Linked DNA regions of Mus musculus: regions 2 and 3 are each linked to region 1. Evidence: chromatin loops called from intact Hi-C (ENCODE). Cell type or tissue: heart. All regions are shown on one strand.

Region 1 (8,000 bases):
AGCCAGGAAGCATGTGCGTCCTAAGCTTCTGCAAAGCTGGTCCACAGCTTACCTGGCAGGGAAATGGGGTTTTGTCTTAAATCTGATATTCAGCTCAGGTAAAGAACTACACCCCTTGGAGCAGAATTTATGTGTGGGACAGGGGTCAGTGATTCTAGAACTCATGACTACTTCTTTAGTTCTCTTTATCTGCTTCTAACTCCTGGAGAAATTGAGTGCACATATGTACTATCAAGCAAATGCATGCATACACACACAGAGACACATCCTCTACCATCTGCAATCTTCCCTTAGAAAGGATGAGGCGTAGTCATCACACACACACACACACACACACACACACACACACACCCTTTTGCCTCCATGACAGAGCCTCTATGCTAGGCTAACCTGCTTTGTAGCTGAAAATGACCTTCAATTTTTTATCTTCCTGCCTCAACACCCCCAGGTGGAGATTATAGGCGTATGTTACTTTGTTTGCTTTGTGCTGTGCTAGGAATTGAGCCCAAGGCTTTGTGTACACCGATGTCTTTTTCTCTCCACTGTGAGCCTTTCTCCTTGCTGTGAGGCCTCTCCTCTCACTGAAAGAGAGAGGTGTACTTTGGTCCCAGGCTCTCACTGATGTGGAAGCTATCCTTCCTCCCTCAGACTCTGAGAGAAGATTTTTCAAGGAAAGTGCCCATGAGCGTGCACCTGCCCTGCTGCCTCTCTCTCCCTAAGCATCCCTGCCCTGGCTCGTCTTAGTTCAGGCTCATTCCTTTTCCCACCAAATTCAGGATAGATGTCTTCTGGGTTCAGAAATGATTGCTTTTCCCACAGCCTTTTTCAGGAGTTAAGATCCCTCTCATGTCTGAATCACTATAATAAAAACATAGTTAGAAAGGCAATCAGATCTTAGAAACCCACAGTGGTTTTCCCCGTTTGCCAGGGACACGATGGTTACTGTTGGCACTATTTGTTAAGTTGGTGGATGTTCAACTGAATAAATAACTTAAAAGTATGTGGATAATCAGATAAAACCAGAACTGTGACAGGACCAAAATATGCTGAGGCATCCTGACATGGCAGCCATCTTGAAAGTTTTTACCGACCTTAGGAGAGTGCTTATCTTTGTTACATTACGAGAAGAGAGCTCTGCTTTAATTTACTTAATCTTTGTTTCTCTTCTTTAGGAAGTCAAAACAGTGACATCATCCTCTACCATCCCACAGGCCGCTAGGATCACCATTCCCAAGTCTAGGCCCTGACAATGTTTGTCCTAGTTGGGGGGAGGGGTGAGTTATGTGTCACGCAAAGGAAGCTTATGCTATTTTTAGATTGATTTAACACACCATTGAAACATATCATACACATATCACACCCATGACACACACGCGGCGTTGTAACACAGCATGTGTCATACATACATTCTCTCTCACTCACACACATAACTTGCTCTTCTTGTCCGGCTTTTAAAAATGGAAGGCAGCCCAGAGAAGCCAAGCCCGGTTGACTAGAGTTGAAAAGGCTGTTAAAGTTTAAAAGCCAAGTGCCCCTCCAGTTCTCAGCCCGGCTTTGAGACATGTGGGAGGGCTTCGAAGCCACAGTGCCCCTCTCTAAGGCTCAGGCTTACAGTTGGTCCCCAAATGTTTACCAGCATGAAGATGCCTAGCTTACAGGAAGTGGGAAATGGGTGTGGGGGGTTGAGGGTGGGTGGGTGAGTAGGGAGTGGGGAAGAGGGTGGGGGGTGATCTATTGATGTGGTTAGCCTGTCATTGACCTTGTTTGGCTATAGCAGGAGTTGAATTAGAAAATGAAAACCCGTTTCATCTTGAGCATATTTTATCCCTTTTTTTTTTTTCTTACTTTCCTTAGGGGAAAAAAACTTTTTTAAGCCCAAGTGGAGTCCAGTCTCCAGATTTGGTGCTCAGGTTCCCTCCGTGCCGCAATAGCAGCTACTATAGTCGTTTTGCTCATAGTCATCTGGCCGCCTACAGAGTGATTCCCAACCTACCCAAAGACTAAAGGGGCGGGGAACCTGGCCCAGGAGCTGAAACTGAACGAATGGTGGGTTTGCTGATGCATCAAAAGAAAGGGACGGGGCTTTCAGAGAACATAGCTATTGGGATTGTGATGGGCTACCATTTCACAGATGAATGAAGACAGCTGCTGAGATTGGGGTGTCCTGACACTGGAGAAAATGAAAAAACAAAACAAAAAACAACAACAACAACAACAAAAAAAAAAACCGACCAAAACTGTATCCAGCGTGTTGCTTAGAAGAAATATTTTTTAAAAGATTTATTTATTGCCGGGCGGTGGTGGCGCACGCCTTTAATCCCAGCACTTGGGAGGCAGAGGCAGGCGGATTTCTAAGTTCGAGGCCAGCCTGGTCTACAGAGTGAGTTCCAGGACAGCCAAGACTATACAGAGAAACCCTGTCTCGAAAAAACAAAAAAAAAAAAAAAAAGATTTATTTATTATATGTAAGTAAGTACACTGTAGCTGTGTTCAGACACCCCAGAAGAGGGCATCAGATGGTTGTGAGCCACCATGTGGTTGCTGGGAATTGAACTCAGGGCCTTCAGAAGAACAAACAGTCAGTGTTCTTACCCACTGAGCCATCTCTCCAGCTCCTAGAAGGAATATTTTAATACTTAGGATTCCAGACCATGGCCACTTCAGTTCTTTGTGCTGTGCACAGGCACTAGCACCTCCTGGTCTCCTAGCTTTAGTGTCCACATCCGGGAGTGCGGGGCTCCAGCCTTTGGAGGGTGCTGGGTGGCGCTCAGCCCACAGTCAGGCCCTGCTTAGCTGTTCTGCTCTGGACGCTACCTAAGTGCTATAATATGAATTTGCCCTTCATCTTAGCTTATACCACTATCTCTCCTTAACTACCACCGTCAGCATCAGAACTTGGCCTGGAACTGTTTGTTTTGTTTCCCCCTCATCTCGTGTTCGTTTGTCCTGGAGCAAATACTTCAAGGATATTATACTCCAATGATGCTCTATCCCTTTTTTTTTTTTTTTTTGGTTTTTTGGTTTTTTGTTTTTTTGTTTCCTGATGGTTTCACCTATGGCTTTGTCCAGCACAGCTGGAACACCTGGAACTAATTTTAGGGTTGCCTGGATGAGCCTCACACTGATATTTGATGTTTGCGTCCTCCCTAGACTCAAGCCTATTTCGCCACCTCGGAAGGTGAGCCCAGGCTGATATTAATTAACCATGAGTTGATTCACAGGCATCTTCCAGTCATTAAAGCAAACATTTGGCTTAAAATAGCCCTCTTCCCACTCTGACTGCCACCCTTTGCTTCTTTCTTTACACCACAGTGGTGGAATCACTGACACTTACATGGTATCTGTGCCCCAAGAGCAAAGTTTTTCATGAAAGGAAAGCAGGGTAAACCGTGTTAACTGCTGTGCAGTGGAGACAGCTAGCAGCAGGCCAGACCCTGAGATGACTACATTGTTTTTCTGTCCATAGTGGTGCTGACTCAGCATCGGTTAATAAACCCTCTGCAGGAGGCTGGATTTCTTTTGTTTAATTATCACTTGGACCTTTCTGAGAACTCTTAAGAATTGTTCATTCGGGTTTTTTTGTTTTGTTTTGGTTTGGTTTTTTTGGGTTTTTTTTTTTTTTTTTTTTTTGGTTTTTGGAGACAGGGTTTCTCTGTATATAGCCCTGGCACAAGAGCAAGCTAACAGCCTGTTTCTTCTTGGTGCTAGCGCCCCCTCTGGCAGAAAATGAAATAACAGGTGGACCTACAACCCCCCCCCCCCCCCCCAGTGTATTCTACTCTTGTCCCCGGTATAAATTTGATTGTTCCGAACTACATAAATTGTAGAAGGATTTTTTAGATGCACATATCATTTTCTGTGATACCTTCCACACACCCCTCCCCCCCAAAAAAATTTTTCTGGGAAAGTTTCTTGAAAGGAAAACAGAAGAACAAGCCTGTCTTTATGATTGAGTTGGGCTTTTGTTTTGCTGTGTTTCATTTCTTCCTGTAAACAAATACTCAAATGTCCACTTCATTGTATGACTAAGTTGGTATCATTAGGTTGGGTCTGGGTGTGTGAATGTGGGTGTGGATCTGGATGTGGGTGGGTGTGTATGCCCCGTGTGTTTAGAATACTAGAAAAGATACCACATCGTAAACTTTTGGGAGAGATGATTTTTAAAAATGGGGGTGGGGGTGAGGGGAACCTGCGATGAGGCAAGCAAGATAAGGGGAAGACTTGAGTTTCTGTGATCTAAAAAGTCGCTGTGATGGGATGCTGGCTATAAATGGGCCCTTAGCAGCATTGTTTCTGTGAATTGGAGGATCCCTGCTGAAGGCAAAAGACCATTGAAGGAAGTACCGCATCTGGTTTGTTTTGTAATGAGAAGCAGGAATGCAAGGTCCACGCTCTTAATAATAAACAAACAGGACATTGTATGCCATCATCACAGGATGTCCTTCCTTCTCCAGAAGACAGACTGGGGCTGAAGGAAAAGCCGGCCAGGCTCAGAACGAGCCCCACTAATTACTGCCTCCAACAGCTTTCCACTCACTGCCCCCAGCCCAACATCCCCTTTTTAACTGGGAAGCATTCCTACTCTCCATTGTACGCACACGCTCGGAAGCCTGGCTGTGGGTTTGGGCATGAGAGGCAGGGACAACAAAACCAGTATATATGATTATAACTTTTTCCTGTTTCCCTATTTCCAAATGGTCGAAAGGAGGAAGTTAGGTCTACCTAAGCTGAATGTATTCAGTTAGCAGGAGAAATGAAATCCTATACGTTTAATACTAGAGGAGAACCGCCTTAGAATATTTATTTCATTGGCAATGACTCCAGGACTACACAGCGAAATTGTATTGCATGTGCTGCCAAAATACTTTAGCTCTTTCCTTCGAAGTACGTCGGATCCTGTAATTGAGACACCGAGTTTAGGTGACTAGGGTTTTCTTTTGAGGAGGAGTCCCCCACCCCGCCCCGCTCTGCCGCGACAGGAAGCTAGCGATCCGGAGGACTTAGAATACAATCGTAGTGTGGGTAAACATGGAGGGCAAGCGCCTGCAAAGGGAAGTAAGAAGATTCCCAGTCCTTGTTGAAATCCATTTGCAAACAGAGGAAGCTGCCGCGGGTCGCAGTCGGTGGGGGGAAGCCCTGAACCCCACGCTGCACGGCTGGGCTGGCCAGGTGCGGCCACGCCCCCATCGCGGCGGCTGGTAGGAGTGAATCAGACCGTCAGTATTGGTAAAGAAGTCTGCGGCAGGGCAGGGAGGGGGAAGAGTAGTCAGTCGCTCGCTCACTCGCTCGCTCGCACAGACACTGCTGCAGTGACACTCGGCCCTCCAGTGTCGCGGAGACGCAAGAGCAGCGCGCAGCACCTGTCCGCCCGGAGCGAGCCCGGCCCGCGGCCGTAGAAAAGGAGGGACCGCCGAGGTGCGCGTCAGTACTGCTCAGCCCGGCAGGGACGCGGGAGGATGTGGACTGGGTGGACATGAGAGAGGCTTATCTCAGATGTTGGATCTTCTCTTGGAAAAACGTGTGGGTACGACCTTGGTAAGGAACCAGATTCTGTCTTTAATACGATTTGAAACCTTTTATCCCTTTTTCTTTCTTCCTTTTTTTTTTAACTTTTCTTTTCTCCCCCCTCCCCCTTTTAAAAAAAAAAAAAGAATGAAGCCTCAGTAGAAACCAGCGCTTCTGTTTTAGTACGCGGAGCACTGTCAAACATTTAGAAGACTTTTTTCCTCCGTATGAATCATTAACCCTTTCAGTTCTAGACATAATTGTCAATTCACTGAAATTTCAGTAGTGGTTCTTGTCCGCTTCGCCACTCGCTGCCTTTACATTACTGTAACTATCCCGGGTTGACTTAGGTTTTCACTTGTATTTAACATCGTTTGTTCCACATGACCTTACATGTTGGAACTAAATAAGAATGAGATAGTTTAAGTTGTACCCGGGACAAGGACAAGTAAGCATCTTTCCCCTTCTCGGAGCGTCCTATCTAGGGACGAATTGTAAAGACCAGCTCCGGAGAGGGACTCCCGCTGTACTGTGTTTACATTTTCACAAGCGCGCGTTCTAACATGGTTATCCTTATTCCTAATTTTTATCTGCGGCGTCTATGTGGGAATACGTTGCAGAGGCTGTTTTATCTTTCTTGCTTTTCCTCTTTGGAAAGGACTTTTTCCGAGGGCAGATAAGAGGAGGATCCCCAAGTCTTCTGTATAACTTTAGTTACAGTAAACTGTGCCACTTCAGTGACTTCTGGGAATTCATGCACTTTCACATTTAAATAGAAAGTGCTATTTGTGGCTGAGGGCTCCTAAAGGAATTCTCTTCAGGGAATTCTATTGACTTTTTTTTTAATATGTTTTGTTTTTAATTTTTCTATCTGGCTCGAGATGCCCACGGATTAAAAAAACAAACAAAACTGCTGGGTGTTTCCCTCTTCCCCAATTTTTCTTTTCCTGTGGTCCATGGGAGCTCGGGAAGGCTGGTACTCAAGGATGCTGGCAGGATGCAACCCCTCTCAGGCTTGCCTGCTGGAGGATGAAAGAGACTGAACGCGCGCGCGCGCGCGGCAGAGGGAGGGGACCTAGTTGTTTTGAAAGTTGCTTCGCTAGGGAGCTGGTGGGAAAGTTCAGTTTTCCCCATTTGGAAAAGGCAGACTGGGTTCCGCTCCTGCACCACACGTGTTTTCCATTTTTAGCTTCATTCAGACGCAGGCAGCGCCCCTGCCTCTTCCTCCCCTTGTTTGTGACACTTCTCTGAGACAGCTTTTCCACAGCTCTGAGGGTCTGGCGGCCATGACCCCGGGCGTCCCGGGACACAGGACGCAGCAGCGCCCACAACACATTTCTGCCTTGAGTGATAAAGCCAAGGATTGTTCAAAGGTAGCTGTTCTTTCTCTCCCGATGAGGTTAACATATACATATACGCTTTTTTTTTTTTTTTCAGCCAAAGGCTGCATTTTAAAACCGTGCTTCTTCAAGGCAGTCTACTTTACACGGCTTTGGACTCTTACTCAACTGTACAAGTACTCCAAGCTTTTAAAGTCTTCAGAGCACCGTGTTAGTCATAGCCTCTAAGAGGGAGGCACAGGAGCGCCGGACAATGGGGATTAAAAGCCTTTCCCTTCTCTTCCAGGCTGCCCCCAAGTCTAGCTCCGGCTCCGTGAAGTTTCAAGGACTGGCAGAGACTGGGATCATGAAAATGGACATGGAGGACGCTGATATGACTTTGTGGACAGAGGCCGAGTTTGAAGAGAAGTGTACATACATAGTGAACGACCACCCCTGGGATTCCGGCGCTGACGGGGGTACTTCTGTTCAAGCCGAGGCATCCTTACCAAGGAACCTGCTTTTCAAGTATGCTGCCAACAACAGCAAAGAGGTAAGCCGGCTGCCTTCTTGAAGTCTGACTGGCAATTGGGCCAGCTCTCCTACTACTATCTCTGAGAACCGTGAGAATTTATATGCATTGGCAAATAATTGATCGCTCCAGTGGCTGTTTTCCTTGCTTTCTCTTCAAACCAATTCCTATTCATTTCTTCCTCCCTTCAGCTGTCCTATACTAATTAGTAAACAGTTAAATTTTTTGGCAAGTTGACATGTCTTGGGAAAGCTAACTGGCAGCACTGGTGGGCAGCATGGTAAAGGGCTCAGTGCTTCACCCCCTGGCCCTCTTGGATGACAGTTTTAAAGGAAAGAAACTTCCTTAGAAAAAGAAGTTTTTCCTCTGCTCATGAGATGGCTTTATTCTTTTAACGAGCCAGCTTTATTAGCTGGGTTTCTAAAATTATTCTCAAAACCTTGACGTGTTTATGAACTGAAGAGATGGCATTAACCAGGAAGAGGGTCACGTAAAAGTGTCCTCTGTCAGGATGACTTCACTAACCACCCTTTACCTGTGGCAGCTCCCTGGCCTGGGCCAGGCCGGCAGGTCCATGTTTTATGGCTTCTGAAGTGGGTACACTCTTTGTATCAAAGACACAGAACACCTGAGGAGCACCTGAT
Region 2 (8,000 bases), 300 kb before region 1:
ACATATTAATGTTACCCAAGTTCAAAGTATACCTTAGTATTTATTCTTGGTGAAACTTGACAAATATAAGATGGCAGGTATTTACCATTGTGATACATAGAAGAGTTTTGCCACCCTTAAAAAAACCATATATTCTATTCATTCATTCTTCCGTACCTCCCTGCTAACAACAGCTAGGAACTAGAAGTCTTGATATTTTTTCTGTAATTTTGTCTTTTCCAGATGTCATCTAATGGGAATGATAGAACTGATAAGTTATAGCTACATATAGCCAATGAAATAGTACTCAGTGCTGAAGATGGACCATCAGGCTGGTAAATGACACAGAGGAAAGGTTTTGTTCACTAGATACAATCATAGATCACCAGGTCACTTACTGAAGGAAATTTTGTTGGCTTCCAAGTTCAGGTAATGATGACTTGGCTGAACAAGTGCTTGTTCTATTCTGGGAAGATAGAAGTGTGGAATCCGTGGGCATGCTTTGCTTCATCCTCAGCCTAGCTGAGCTCCATGTGGACTCATTTTTCAACATTTGGGGTCTGCTGACTCAGAACTATGTGTGGTTAGAACTGCAAGGCAACTCTGCAGCCTAATCCAATCTCATCAGGTACTTTAGGAAACAGTTACCACCGTGTTAACACTCCTAACACTCCACCGCTCTATTCTTTTAAAAAGTCAAACCTTCCTGGAATTTGTTCTTGTTTTGTTCTGTACTTTGGCTTTTGCTTTGAGATGGCCAAAGTCATGTTTGTTTTTAAATGACTACTACAATGTAAAGATCTCTTGTCCATTGGGTTCAGCCTCTGATTTTATCACTAAGTTTTGGATATACATCACAAAAACGAAATTTAAAAGACAGAATTTTTTTTAGAATGGCAAAGTGTAGACTGGGAATCGAAATGGAGTTAAAAACACCATGTAAAGAGTCACATTATAGCTGAATAGTATTGCATTGTGTAAATGAATCACATTTTCTGTATCCATTCTTCGTTTGTGGGACATCTGGGTTGTTTCCAGCAACTGGCTGTTACAAATAAGGCTGCTGTGAACATAGGGGAGCATGTGTCCCTGTGGTATGGTGGGACATCTTTTATACCAAGAGGTGGTATAGCTGGGACTTCAGGTAGATCTATTTCAAATTTCCTGAGGAGCCTCTAGATAGACTTCCAGAGCAGTTGTACCAGTTTGCAATGGAGGAGTGTTCTTTCTCCAAATCCTCACCAACATGTTTTGTCACCTGAGTTTTTGATCTTAGCCATTCTGATTGGTGTAAGGTGGAATCTCAGAGTCATTTTGATTGGCATTTCCCTAATGACTAAAGACTTTGAACATTTCTTTAAGTGTTTCTTGGCCATTTGAGATTCCTCTGTTGTGAATTCTTTGATTAGCTCCATACCCTATTTTTTGTGGGCTGTTCAGTTTTTTGGAGGTTAACTTCTTGAGTTCTTAATATATTTTGGATATTATCCCTGTATCAGATGTTGGGTTAGTGAAGTTTTTCCCCAATGTGGAGGTTGCTGATTTGACCTGTTGACAGTGTCTTTTGCTTACAGAAGCTTTTCAGTTTCATTAGATCCCATTTATCAATTGTTGATCTTAGAGCCTGAGCCATTAGAGTTCTGTTTAAGAAATTTCTCCCCTGTGCCAATGAGTTTGAGGCTCTTTCCCACTTTTTCTTCTATTAGACTCAGTGTATCTGGTTTTATGTTGAGGTCCTTGATACACTTACACTTGAGCTTTGTGCAAGGTGACAAATATGGATCTATTTTCATTTTTCTACATACAGACTGCCAGTTAAACGATCACCACTTATTGAAGATGCTTTTCTTTTTTCCATTGTATACTTTGGGCTTCTTTGTCAAAGATCAAGTGTCCATAAGTTTTATTTCTGGGTCTTCAATTCTATTCCATTTGATCAACCTGTCTGTTTATGTACCAATACCAGGCAGTTTTAAGAATGAAGACATCATGGGTTTTTGCAGGCAAATGGATGGAACTAGAAAATATCCTGAGTGAGGTAACTCAGACTCAAAAGGACATTCATGGTATGTACTCATTAATAGGTGGCTATTAGCCAAAAAGTATTGAATACCTAGGATAGAATCCACAGAACTCAATAAGGTTAGCCTACAGAAGGGCCCAAGTGAGTGTTTGGAGACAAGGATGCTTCAATCCCACTTGGGATGGAGAAGAAAATAATCACAGGAGGCAGAGGGAGAGAGGGATCTGGGTGGGAGAGGGGAGTAGGGGAAAGGGTGGATATGGTCAGGTATGGGGCAGGGAGGAGAGACAGGAAAGAAGCCCTGAGGGCCAGCAGAAGGAATAGAAATATGCAACCTGGAGCGGGGTGGTTAGGAAGTACTAGAGACCTGGAAGGTGAGATACTTTCAGGACTTAAAGGGAACTTGAGATGAAATGCCCAATAGTGGGAAGAGGGAACTCAGAGTCTACCTCCAACAGAAAGACAGGGCATCAAGTTGAGGAATGGGGTTGCCATCCCAAAGTCAAAAATTCTGACTCGGAATTGTTCCTGTCTAAAAGAACTGCAGGGACAAAAATGGAGAAGAGACTGAGGGAAAGGAGGTCAAGTCACAGGCCCAACTTGGGATCCTTCTCAAGGGAGGCTCCAAGGCTTGACATTATTATTGAGGCTATGGTGTTCTTACAGATAGAAGCCTACTGGCTGTCCTCTGAGAGTCCCAACAAGCAGCTGACTGAGACAGATGCAGATACCATTGGACTGACATAAAGGACCCCTGTGGTTGAATTAGAGAAAGGCTAGAAGAAGCTGAGGAGAAGGGTGGCCCCATAGGAAGACCATCTGTCTCAACTAACCTGGACCACTGAGATCTCTCAGACACTGAGCCACCAACCAGGCAGCATTCAAGAGCTAGTCCCACTCTTCCCCACCTCCCACCCCCAATATATATAGCAGAGGATTGCCTGGTCTGGTCTCAGTGAGACAGTGTGTGTGTGTGTGTGTGTGTGTGTGTGTGTGTGTGTGTGTGTGTTGGGGGGGCATTCTTTTGGAGACAGGGGGAGAAAGAATGGGATAAGGAACTGTAGAAGGGGAACAGGGAGGGGCAATGGCTTCACTGTTAAAAAATAAAAGTAATAAAAGAAAAAGAATCATGGTATAGATTAGAACATTGCCCCATGCTGGGTTTAACCCAGCACTGCAGAGACTCTCACCTTGGTAACTACATGACTGGCTGGCTACCAGTCCCCCACCCCCAGCCCCCTGCTCCAGGAATTCTTCAAAGAAGAGCCCTGGCCTCTGGTCTGGAAAATTGCATGCCAAAGGAGACCTCCCATTCTGGTCAGGGTCAGCAGGGTTTCAAAGCTGACTAGTACAGATCCCAGCTACTTCTACCTTGAAAGAGAAAGTTGAAGCCCCTTCTGCAGAGTTTCCCAAGGAGACAGTCTTAACCTGAGGCCGATCTTCTTTGAGGGGCACTGTTAGAGGACAGGGTTATGTCTTCTCACTTCAAAATGAAGAACACCTTTACAAGAACTGCCTGTAAGAACACGTAGGTCTTTCCAGGAGAGGATCCTGACATCTTACCTCACTCTCTTCCCCAATCCCACTCCGCCAGCGCAGACTCTCCACAATGAACATCCTAAGGAAAAGTTAGTGTGTATTGTCAGGTCCCAAAGAAATCTGGGACAACCAGGCAAAGGGCTAACTGAAGAGCTTGTTAGCATTCCAAAGCCTACTCTGGCCCAGGCTTACTCAGTAGCTGTGGCTCCTCTCTGCTTTTCTCTCCCCTACCTATGCAACTCCCAAACCTCTCCAGCCCAGAGGTTTCACCCGAGCTTCTGATTCCTATATAAACCTGCTAGTCTGCTGCTTCTCCTCCTTCTCCACCTCCTCTTCCTCCCCCACCTCCTCCTCCCTCACCTCTTCCTCTCACAGCTTGCCCTTTAAGCTCTCTTGGTCCTGTTGGTCCTCCTTGGTTCTCTTTGTTCTCCTCTTCCTCTCTCACTCCCTGCCCCACCCCATTTTTATTCCTGTATTTCTTGGTGTATGGAATTACTATCAAATTCTTTCCTGGAAGGTCTATGCATGTGGGTGTGAGTATCCCAGCAGCAGCAGCAGAGGCTGGCCTGGCATGCAAGCAATCACTCAGAAGACTATTCCCTGCTAGGGGAATACCAAAGTTGGAGATCCTTTTGGGAAGTGTGACCTCATCAGGAGTCTCAAACAAACAAACAAAAACAAAAAACACCCCCAAACCAAAAAACAGACAAACAAACAAAAAACCCAAACAACCCTAAAAACAACCAACTCAACCACCCACCACCACCAAACCCCTACATCAGTCAATACAGGTGCTTGCAAATGTTTATGAACAGCAGAGGAAGCTGGATTCCAGGAATAACAGCTAGAGTGGCACAGAAAGTTCCAGCAGAGGTGCTTGTCCTTGGAGGCTGCCACAGGACCTATAGCTCAAGGCTCTTTTCCTTTAGGAAAGCTGCAAGTGAACTCAGAAATATCACAGGGGGAAGACTCCATGTTTCTCCTTTTGCTTGTTTGAAATAATCGCCTGAAACCTTTTTGCTGTTGACACCAATATGATTTCTGTCTTCCAAAACTCCTGGTGAGTAAATCCAATGGACAGAAATGAATTCATAGCTAGAACTCTGCTGGGATGGAGAGTGTCCAGCCTCTTTTATTGGAAGAAGTTTAAGAACCTACCCAGAGCATTCAATATAGGCCCTGTGAAGGAGGGGACCTCAGCTGGGCTGTTGACCCTGCAGATGGTCTATTGCCTGGCTTATTCTGTCCCTGTCCCTCACCCTGTCTCCTTCTCTGTGTGGCTAGAGTTGAGTGTAGCCAAGCGGCAGAAATGATACGGTAGAAAAACAGTGGCAAGGTCACATCCATGTTTGTACTGCAGGTCTCTGAGACTATTAACACCTCGGATGATGTAACACGCTATGATAACCCTGGCAACAGCTCTCTCACCAAAAGACAATCCTAGGAGAGAAACAGATGGGCCCACTGCCAAGTCTGTTGTTCCTTTGAGAGACTGACAGAGTAATGAGTCACGGCACACAAGCGAGATGTGTCAGGACTGAGTAGTACAAAGTGGGAGCTGTGAATGGATAGGAGATTCCTTTTGGATTCTAACACAGTCAGTCTTTTTTAATGCTGAAAGTGTGACTTATTGTTAATATTAGAAGGCTGTGGTGATATTTAATAGGCTTCTGAATTACTGTAGTACAGGCATTGGTCAATCAGAATATACCCTAAGCCATAGAGTGCTGATATAACTACAGTAGGTGCCATTTCGTAAGGACAATCCCAAGTACAAAAGAGACCAAAACTGATAAAGAATCATCACAAAACATTGCTTAAGGAGGGGAGAGGAACAAACTCTACTACATGTGACAGTGTAAACATTCACTTGGCTCTGTGAGTTATGAGAAGGTAACGCCTCCTCTTTCTGCTTGTTTGATGACTTGCTCAGTTCATTGACAGTCTGCAATAGATTTCTTTTTTCCATTTGGATTAATTTCACACACTCCCCATTGCTCTGTACCCATGGCTGGAGTTTAACACGGAGTTATTGAATGATTCCTTCTTGATTGAATTCGAGAGTTGAGTCTTTGTACATCCCTGGACTCATCTGGCATGCGACTCCCTCCCTGCCAGTCAGCCAGTCTTTCTGGATAAACAACATGCTACACCAGGGACTGGTATGTGTGTCCTTACCCTCAGACTCTTTAGACACAAAAGTGATAACCTAGAGTGCCTGTTTGTAACAACAGAGTTTGTTTCTATCTCAGGTTTAAATAAGCAAATTTGGCATGGGTTCTGGTATACATGTAAGGGCCGTACATGCTTTATGTCGGGACCAGCCTTTTACAGATCATCTCAATCATCCATCTTTAAACTTCTGAGAATTGTTTCTTTTTAAAAATATTTTGATTATGTAGAATACACATTTTATAAATAAGGGTCATGGAGCCACAGATCAGAAAGAAATAAAAATTTAAGTCTCAAACATGTTAAACAGGGTCATAAATTTTGCTTTAGCATATAGACAGTTCCACTTGTCATTCAAACCTTCAGTGGAGTAAGGATATTGCCTCACTGTAGATACTGGGCTGAGTGTTCTCCTTGGCTATGCTACTATATCCTAGTAGATCCTGATGGCTTGCAAATGCTCATGGGTAATAGGGTCACTCTATAAACGAGCCTGTACTGTAACAGCATTGGTCCAGATTAGTTCGGTTTTCTGGCTAAAATGATACATCTGCTATCTTCACTGTGGAGGGGGGCTCTGTGCACAGTGATGGAATGGACATTGTCTACTTAATGCTTTTCTCCAAATGTTATCATAGGCTCTGAAGGGAACAGGACAACACTCATTTATAAAGTGGTCAGTAAAATATTTGCTTGTGATGTACATTTAAATAGGTATCCAAAAAGTAACTTTCAGAAAAGTTTTTAAAATCTTTTTAATGCTAGTGAGATGTTCAGTGGGTAAAGGTGCTAGTCACCAAGTCCGATGACCTGAGTTTAAACCCTGGGGCCCATATGGTAGCAGGAGAGAACCAACACTCTCAGGTGATCCTCTGACCTTCAAAAGTGTGCTGTGATTCCCACACCACACACACACACACACACACACACACACACTGCCCATTATAAAGTCAGTCTAATATTTTGTAATTCTTTCTATTTTGTCTTGTAATTATTGCCTGCTTTGGATCACAAAACCAAATCCTCGGTGGCTTCTTTCGTCATTATCCTGGACTGTTTTCCTACTCAGATTCTACTTCTTATGTTATTAAGCAGCATGGATGTGTTGGCATGTATGTATGTCCTAGAAGAGTTAAGAGGGACAGACTAATGCTCAGGAAATGAATGAGTTCACAATCAAAATTCATCCTTAAACCTGGTCCAAGTTCAGTTGTGAATTTCATATGGAAGCTCCTTAAAGAAAGGAAGAAATGCAGTCTTCCTCCTACTGCATATAAACCTGGGTCCAAGAGCTTTAGTTGAACATAAGAATCCCTCCAGTATCACGTGTGTGGTAGTTCCAAGCACCCTGGTCATCTGTACCAACTCCTGCATCCCAGCATGCACTTAGTAGGCTTTTGTTCTTGTGGAATGCTCACCATCAGAAGAGACAACTTGGACTGTCCAGTCCTTCTATGAAGAAATAAAAGATGGAGGTGTGGCAGATAGCAAGATTTCTCTCTCAGAAACACTTGGGTTCTTGCTGGGGGCAAGATGTTTGAAAAGTACCATATAAAACTCTTCTTTCTATTCCCAAATCAGCTTCATATGCTGGCTGAGATGGAAGTAGGGCACTGTTAAAATTAAACACAGTTTTGCCTTTCAACGCAACAGAGGCATAGCTGACTCATCCTCCCTCTCTCTCTCTCTCTCTCTCTTCCTCCCTCTCTCTCTCTCTCTCTCTCTCTCTCTCTCTCTCCCTTGCTCTCTCTCAGGAAGCCTGGCATTGAGAAGGATTTTCCATTGTGAGTGTTAAAGAACTTCCTCAGAAATTACAACTGTTGTGACCTCTGTGTTTCCACCGATAGATAAGACACGAGATGAAAGTATGAAAAAGCAAGCCAAATCCCCTAGGCATGGCTGCATCAGAACAAAGCCATTATGTTGTGACAGTTAGATTTAAGACCCATGATGCCACCCTGGGAAATCTGCAGTCTGAGCGTTGCCCAGACTCTGCAAGCCTCCTGGGGCCATACCCAGAAACCGGCCTTTATGCCTCGGTGCGTGCAGTGTCGTTTGTGAGAGTTCTGCCCACAAAGCCATCAGATGGTAACAATTTTCAGTCACTTCCAACATGAGTTGGTTTTGAACTTTAATATGCAACCTAATTATGACTGCAAACACTTTGTTAAGCAAACAAACTTCAAACCCCTTTAAGGAAAAAAAAAAAAAAACAAACCCTAGCTCTTCTCTGGTCATTCTGTCTTGTACAAAGGCTTTAAAAATAAAACTCTGTAGGGAATTAGAG
Region 3 (8,000 bases), 170 kb before region 1:
CTTCTATAAACTGCAATTAAAGTGACACTTGTAAACACAACCGAGAATATCTGTTCTCATCACAACTCTGTCCCTTATCTTCTCCGCTAGGTCAAACTTATTGCTATACTGCTCCCAAGCTAATACAGGCAGGGAAAGCCTGCCAATCAAGTGCAATGAGTCTAGTTACCACAAAAGATGATTCTATTGTTCAATGTTAGCAGAAGTGAATTCATGTCCTTCACGAGAAAGGTGAATGGTTGAGAAGCATTAAATTAAAAATATCAAATAATCGAACCAAAAATATTTCGGCCCACAGATTTTTCTTAAACTAGTTTTATTTCATTTTAGTGTCTGTGTGTGTGTGTGTGTGTGTGTGTGTGTGTGTTTACCACAGCATGTGTGCAGAGGTTAGTGTCACATCTCTCTCTCTCTCTCTCTCTCTCTCTCTCTCTCTCTCTCTCTCTCTCTCTTTCTCTCTCTCTCTTTCTCTCTCTCTCTCCACTGTGGGGTCATGAAGAACCAACTCAGGTCATAAAGATTTGATGGAGAGACAATTTGCCCACCAATCCATCCCATTATCCCTGAAAACACTGTAATTTAAGATGTAAATGTTTGTGACCATGTCGTCAGCTACACTGAACCATCAACTCAAAGAAACATGTTATCTCTGCTTACAAATCAGCCTCAGAGGCTCTAATAAGTTCAGCTCAGTTATGGTTTTCCAAAACAAAATGCCAAATCTTTTAACACTGGCCAGTTCTCATAAACCATAAACTAGCTGCTGGTCTCTCAAATATAATGGCAGAATTTTAAAAGTTACTGGAATAAATGTCATCCTGGATACATTTTTTTTCTTGCCCTATAGGAAAATAATAGAAACCTCAATTTTATTAGAAAACTTTAACATTCCAAATGGCGTCAGAGTCGACTCACCCACAGATCCCAGGTCCAGTCCATATGTTGCAGACATTCCCACCCCCATAGCCCAGTTCCCAGAGATAGGAGGAAAAAAAAAAAAAGAACTTCACACAAGATCTGCTGACGTCAACAGAGTGTTTGCGTGCAAAGACAGTCTTGTGGATGTTAAAGACAGTGTGTTGTAACTTTTCTTAAGGCCTCAATTATTCAACAAAACCTCACTTCTAAAAAGGGGAGAGGGAATGTATCACTCTTTTTCAAGGAAGAAAGAAATACAAGTAAATCATGAACACTGCTTCAAAGTGTGCGCTTCAGCTAGAAGTCTGCATTACGATCTCGTCACTGCCTTAAACTTCACACAGCCATCTACGTGAACACAAACAGTGCCACACATCCCTAGGAGAAAAAATAATGACGAGGAAGCAAGGCAGGAAGTAGAGAATGACAAGGATCTACAATTTATGAAATTTACAGCCTTTTTCCCCCTTAGCTTCTTCCACATTTTTACTGATGCCAAATATCACCAAGGAATCTAAGTTCTTAGTTTTCTGGTTATCTGATGGATGTTACAGAGCATACAGCAAGCTACTGGTCCCAAATATAAAGAAATACTAAGTGTATTGTGTGTGTGTGTGTGTGTGTGTGTGTGTGTGTGTGTGTGTGTGTGCGCGCGCGCGTGCACTCGTAGAGAACAGTGAGAAAGCATTAAATACATAAATAAATAACTCTAAATCAAAGAGAGCCTGCCTGCCTCTTGAACGTCTATAATGAAGGCAGGGTAATTGGTTGTAGTGCACCCTTCTTATTAATGAAACCAAGGTTGCTCATGACTTGATTTATACATGAAGCAATTTAATAAAGCTTTAAGCAACACTCATGAAAGATAGTAGGATTTCTGTGTCCTGTTTAAGTAGCAGATATCTAAGTGCATCCGAAGAACTAAAACGGAGAGTAGTGCGTATCTAGGGTCAGGGTGAGTTGCCTGTAAGGAAACTATTTGTTTGTGTAGTGGTCAAGATTGTCCATTTCCTGCAGTATGCCTCTTCCTCCCAGACAGCAGACTGGGAAAACATCTCCCTGGTGAGAGTTGTTCTTGTTTGTAAAGCCGTACCAATTTTAAGTTCAAAATGAGGGCAGACATCTTCTTCCATATCTATATGAAAAGTAATCTTTTCATCCCAGGAAAGTGTATCACCCAAAGGAATCACAACACTGTGCTTTTGACACTGTTAAAAACAATGTCTGAACGACAGACGACTCTGTCTAACTGTCCAGAAGCTGATTGTCCTGCGCCGTTTACAACGTGATGAGGACAGGTCAGCTGACAAGTTATTTTGATCTGTTTCAGTTCCATAAACTGTGTATATAGTTCTGTTCTCAGGGCTGAAGCGATTAAAAAAATTGAAGAGGACAAACCCTCTGCCTCACTTCCCTAGTAGACTTTCACAAAGTTCCTTTAATACCCCCAAAGCAGTCGGGCCAGAAACAACACGGGATCTGCTCATCTTAGCTCTTATCACTTGTTTTGGTTTGGGTTGTTTGGGCTTGGGGTGGGGGCTGCAGGGGGAGGTATGTATGATATTGTTATTACGCGAGGGAAGAATTGTATTCTCCGATTTGAATTTTGCTCCTCTTGTCTTCCTGGCAGGTTTCATCTTTTCTCTGAACTCCCGGAAGACTTAATCCAGATCTTCCATAGGGCACATACATTGTCTTCCCTCTTGAAAAGTGTTTTCAGGTAAAGGACACACCTGTATGTTCATAATTACCATAGAATTAGATGCATACAAAGAGATTTTTTAAAAAAATGACCAACTCTTTTTTAGAACAGGAAGAGAGAAGAAATAACATGTTTGCCTACACATACATGTGGGTTTATACAGGCACATATATACACATGCAGACATGTATATGTGCAAATACACGCATTCATATTTGGCTTGTGAATATATTTAAAGACATGACCCCCCCCCCCAACACACATGCATATGCTCTCTCTCTCTCTCTCTCTCTCTCTCTCTCTCTCTCTCTCTCTCACACACACACACACACACACACACACAGAAGCAGTCTGGGAACCCCATGCGCCTCTCATACACTGTTTTACTTGTCTGGTTTCCCACTTTGCCCAGAGCACTAGGTAGGATTCTAAGGGAATGCGGCCTCTTCCTTTGTTCTGGTTACAGCTGTGTCTGTCTGAATGAGCTTTCCGAGGGCCTAGGGTAACGGTCTTGACCATAACTGCTCACAAGAAGCCATGAAAGGGTATGCAGGCAGCCACATGAACGCGATGCTCTTTAATTATGAGGTCCTATCGTGGAAGGAAGGCTGGCAGACAGGCAGACGCATTCCAATTACGCTAATACACCTTGTAAACATCAAATATTTTTAATCTGAGATTAAAGAGAGCCTGTATCCTCACAACACTCCTGAGACTGCGTCTCGGGGCCACTGCCCGTGCTGCTGGCGAAACAGGATTTCCTTTGGTCAAAATAGACTTTCAGAAGAATAACAGCCTCGAGTCGGGAGGCGGTCCCCACACAACTTCCACTGCAAGCTGTCCAAAACTTCAGATGCAGTTCTTAAAAAGCTTCAGAAAAGACAGTTCAAATTTTCCGGGGAAATTGATTAATGTCCTTGCTTTCCTCCAGAGACTGGTGGTGAGTTCTGTGCCCTTGGTTAGGGCTGGGCAGTTGTAGGACTTGATCTTACATTTGGTTCCTTCGTGAGTTACCTGCTTTTACTTGGTACCAGCCCCTGGGCTATAGACTGAGAAGGAAGTGTCCCAGCCACTTTCAGTCAGAGCTAGGGAGAGTGAGGCCAAGCCAATCTCAGGAAACAGTGATTAAACTGAATAAAACCATGTATGTGTAGGCCTCTGGTAGGCTATCATGACATGGAATACACACATACATACATACACACACATAAACGCACACATGCACATAAATACATATATGCACACATGTGCACACATACATGCATACACACATATATAATTCTGGTATTATATCACACGCTAGAGTTGCTATTAACTTTCACAGGGATAGAAATTTTCATTTAAATCACAAAATGTTTGAAACTCCTTCTGGTTTACTACCTGAAGGCTGAGATATCAAACTGCCACCAACTGGGTAGCTTACAAACAATAGAAGTATATCATCACAACTCCAGCAGTGAGGAGATTTAACATAACGGTATGTATGCTGATATAGAACGATTCTGTCTGTGAGAGCCACTTTCAAAGCACAGACAGCGCCTTTACATCTTAGCTCCGCAGAAAGGGTAAGATTGTCTCTCTGGCCTCTTAGCAGAATACCAATCCCATGTGTGAAGGCTCCACCCTCATGACCAGTTTAGCTTCTAATACCATCACCTTGGGAATTGGGATTTCAACCTAAGAATTTGGGAGGAGGATTAACTCTGTTGTTAAGAGCACTCACTGCTTTTGCAAAGGACCTGGGTTCAGTTCCCAACACCCACACAATGGCTCACAACCATTCATAATTCCAGTTCTAGGGGGATCCCCATGGGCACTAAACAAAACACTTACTCACATAAAATAAAATAAAATGAATCTAAAGTCAAATAAACTCCAGGGTAGTCAGAGCAAACCTGAAGAAAAAAAAAAGATTAGACCATAACACCTTCTTACACTAATCAACTGCCCGTGTTAGCAGTAATTCTTTGTAGATGAACTGAGGAAGAGTTGCCAAGGCAAAATAATTTTTATGCAAGCATAACAACTTTGGAATTCAAAATGTAGAAAAAGCAGGTGAGTTCTCGAAAACTATCCTGTATGAGTATGGACTTCTAATTCTTCAGCCATGTGAATCTAAACTTTTGTGTATCATTCCCTGAAAGTGAATGGTGTGTGTGTGTGTGTGTGTGTGTGTGTGTGTGTGTGTGTGTGTGTGTGTGTGTGTGTGTGAAAGGGGGAGAGGGGGAAAAAGAAGAAGAGAAGGAGGAGGAAAAGGAAGAAGAGGAAGAAAAGGGGAGAAAATGCAGTTGCATGTGGAAGGTAGAAGACAACTTCAAGTTCAGATTCCACCCACCCTCTGACTCCCTACACCCCACTCCCACCCCTACCCTGCCCCACAGGAAGGAGTTCCCCCAAGCCTAGAATGTGCCAATTTGACTAGGGTGAGTTACCAGGCAGCCTTACGAATGGACCCATTTCTGCCTCCCTCAGACTGGGATTGCAAGCAAGCATCCCCACACCAGCCTTGTCCTGGTTCTGAAGGACACAATGCAGATCCTTGCACTGCAAGGCAAGCTTTATTGACTGAGCTTCCTCCCTAGCCTTCAGAGGAGCAAGCTTTATGAGTGTCTTTACAGAGACCACTAACTGGTATAGTTATATGATAAATACCCCAACAACTATGCTTACTAACTTAAAGGGACCGTGATAAGTTCGTGGGATGGAAACACAAACTAGACAAATCCCCCAAGTTCAGACTGCTGATAGTTCAGTAGAGGAGAGTGATCAGAAAACATAAAATAAACATGCAAAAAACAATAAAACATAAAAATGATAGGTGATAATCACAGCATGAGCAGAGACCACAATACGGAAAACACACACAAAAGGGGAAACAGTTATCTTTACCCAGGCAGAAGTTTTAGCAGGCAGGGATGAGGGGATCAGGTTGTCTTGGCTTCAGTGACATTAGCCAGGGCTTTAAGAAATACAAAGAGAGCTGAGGAGTCTCTCATAATTAAAGCACTTCCCATGCAAGTAAGAGAATGCTTGCCTGTAATTCCAGAATCAGAGGCAGAGGTAGGGCATCTCTACTAGCTAATGACACTAACTACATTGGTAAGGTGGGCTCTGGATTTGATTGAAAGACTTTGCCTCAGAGGATAAATGGAAGGAATGATGGTGGAGAAAAATCACAGATATCAACCTCAGGCCTGAACATATATGCATACATGTGTGCACTAAATATGCCCACATGTATACAAACACACATACATGAAAAGAAGAACAATTAAGTTAAAAAGACATTCGTCAGGAAAAGTGAAAATCTATTCTAAGCAGCTATATTGATCAATAGAAAGCCAAATAGTGAGAAATGGCATAGATGAATAGGTAAAACTAGATGTCTTAAGACAAGAAAAGAACAGGGGGCCTTAAACACCATGCTAAAGAATCTCTACTCCATCCCATGCTTTTGTGGAATCACAGGAACTTAGAACACAACAGAGTCACTTAATCCGAAATGTGGTTCGGAGAGATGGGTCTGGGAAGAACAAGGCTGATTATAATGAAGCCCAGCAGAAAGCAGAGAGAGTAAATAGAAGACTATTGCCCAAGAACAGGGTAAGACCTAGGGCAATGAGCATGAAAATGGAGGAGACCAGAGCTGGAGCCAAACTTGTAAGGTTGGATCACAATCATGGTACGTCAGAAGAGGCCCTGGCTTGGGTGGTTCCTTGGTTCTTAGGTGCTGGGAGATGACTTGGGGGAATAACTTTTGGGTTGGTCTGTGGTGATGAGCTGAGGTTTGGACAGCTGCCATATATTCAGGTTTAAGATACAGGAAAGAGCTTGCTGGGGAATAAGTATATATCAGAGTCATCAATGTACAATACGGTGTGAAGGAATAAAGCCAGCTAGAAAGAACACATGGACAGAGAAGAGTCAAGAGTCAGGACTGTGGGTGGTGAGAGGAAGAGAGTCATCTCTTCTCACCGGGTACAGCCTCATCCCTGAGCCACACTTGATACGTTTTTTTTTTCCTTTTTTTTTTAAATTAGGTATTTTCCTCATTTACATTTCCAATGCTATCCCAAAAGTCCCCCATACCCTCCCCCCCCCCCCACTCCCCTACCCACCCACTCCCACCTTTTGGCCATGGCATTCCCCTGTACTGGGCCATATAAAGTTTGCGTGTCCAATGGGCCTCTCTTTCCAGTGATGGCCGACTAGGCCATCTTTTGATACATATGCAGCTAGAGTCAAGAGCTCCAGGGTACTGGTTAGTTCATAATGTTGTTCCACCTATAGGGTTGCAGATCCCTTCAGCTCCTTGGGTACTTTCTCTAGCTCCTCCATTGGGGGCCCTGTGATCCATCCAATAGCTGACTGTGAGCATCCACTTATGTGTTTGCTAGGCCCCAGTGTACTCTCACAAGAGACAGCTATATCAGGGTCCTTTCAGCAAAATCTTTCTAGTGTATGCAATGGTGTCAGCGTTTGGAGGCTGATTATGGGATGAATCCCCGGATATGGCAATCTCTAGATGGTCCACCCTTTCCTCTCAGCTCCAAACTTTGTCTCTGTAACTTCTTCCATGGGTGTTTTCTTCCCAGTTCTAAGAAGGAGCAAAGTGTCCACACTTTGGTCTTCGTTCTTCTTCAGTTTCATGTGTTTTGCAAATTGTATCTTATATCTTGGGTATCCTAAGTTTCTGGGCTAATATCCACTTATCCGTGAGTACATGTTGTGTGATTTCCTTTGTGATTGTGTTACCTCACTCAGGATGATGCCCTCCAGGTCCAACCATTTGCCTAGGAATTTCATAAATTCATTCTTTTTAATAGCTAAGTAGTACTCCATTGTGTAAATGTACCACATTTTTTGTATCCATTCCTCTGTTGAGGGGCATCTGGGTTCTTTCCAGCTTCTGGCTATCATAAATAAGGCTGCTACGAACATAGTGGAGCATGCTTCTTTCTTCCTAGTTGGAACATCTTCTGGATATATGCTCAGGAGAGGTATTGTGGGATCCTCCTGTAGTACTATGTCCAGTTTCCTTGGGAACCGCTTGATACGATTTTTAGTTTTAAAAACTAGTCTAGTGAGAATTAGGAATAAGAATATTAAAGGAATAGTTCACCGAAATTACATTGGGATAAGCATAGTAAAATTTAGCTAACACATACTGTATTTGACTATAAATAACCAAATCCCCTTAGCTCATAAAGTGAGTGAATCTCTTCTGGTTTAACCCTTTTCCTGAAACTTTATGTGAGAATTGCTGCATCATGAGTGACCTCATTGCCAACTCCTAAATCGTTTTACTCTTCCTAAGATGTGAAAGTGATGTATTGAAGCAGAAATGGGTGGTTTTAAAGATCATGATCGTTTAAGGAAA

Evidence for each region. A loop is a pair of places that touch in the nucleus more often than their neighbours do. Peaks named below come from ENCODE experiments on the same cell type or tissue, not always from the same donor. Only the 100,000 strongest peaks of a DNase experiment are listed, where the experiment ranks them.
Region 2: it touches region 1 in a loop (2.9-fold over the local background); 16 of 42 quality-filtered maps call a loop at or near these places.
Region 3: it touches region 1 in a loop (2.7-fold over the local background); 5 of 42 quality-filtered maps call a loop at or near these places.

What each region holds. Positions count from the first base shown.
Region 1 is chr10:44,456,002-44,464,001 of GRCm38, reverse strand. It overlaps Prdm1 (PR domain containing 1, with ZNF domain), which reads left to right and starts at 5,254. Exons shown (of 7, transcript NM_007548.4): 1 at 5,254-5,535; 2 at 7,132-7,377. The coding sequence starts at 5,494. In heart, CTCF peaks have their summits at 3,696 and 5,330; DNase peaks (open chromatin) are centred at 3,701, 5,201 and 6,681; H3K4me3 peaks cover 3,461 bases; H3K27ac peaks cover 1,315 bases; H3K27me3 peaks cover 3,366 bases.
Region 2 is chr10:44,752,535-44,760,534 of GRCm38, reverse strand. No RefSeq gene overlaps it. Among named protein-coding and RNA genes, the nearest start is that of 4930431F10Rik, 18 kb to the right of the region's middle. In heart, no CTCF peak of the experiment used is centred here; no DNase peak of the experiment used is centred here; H3K27me3 peaks cover 3,318 bases.
Region 3 is chr10:44,626,040-44,634,039 of GRCm38, reverse strand. All of the region lies in intron 2 of Gm35154 (a long non-coding RNA gene), which reads right to left. Among named protein-coding and RNA genes, the nearest start is that of Gm35154, 31 kb to the right of the region's middle. In heart, no CTCF peak of the experiment used is centred here; a DNase peak (open chromatin) is centred at 3,389; H3K27ac peaks cover 684 bases.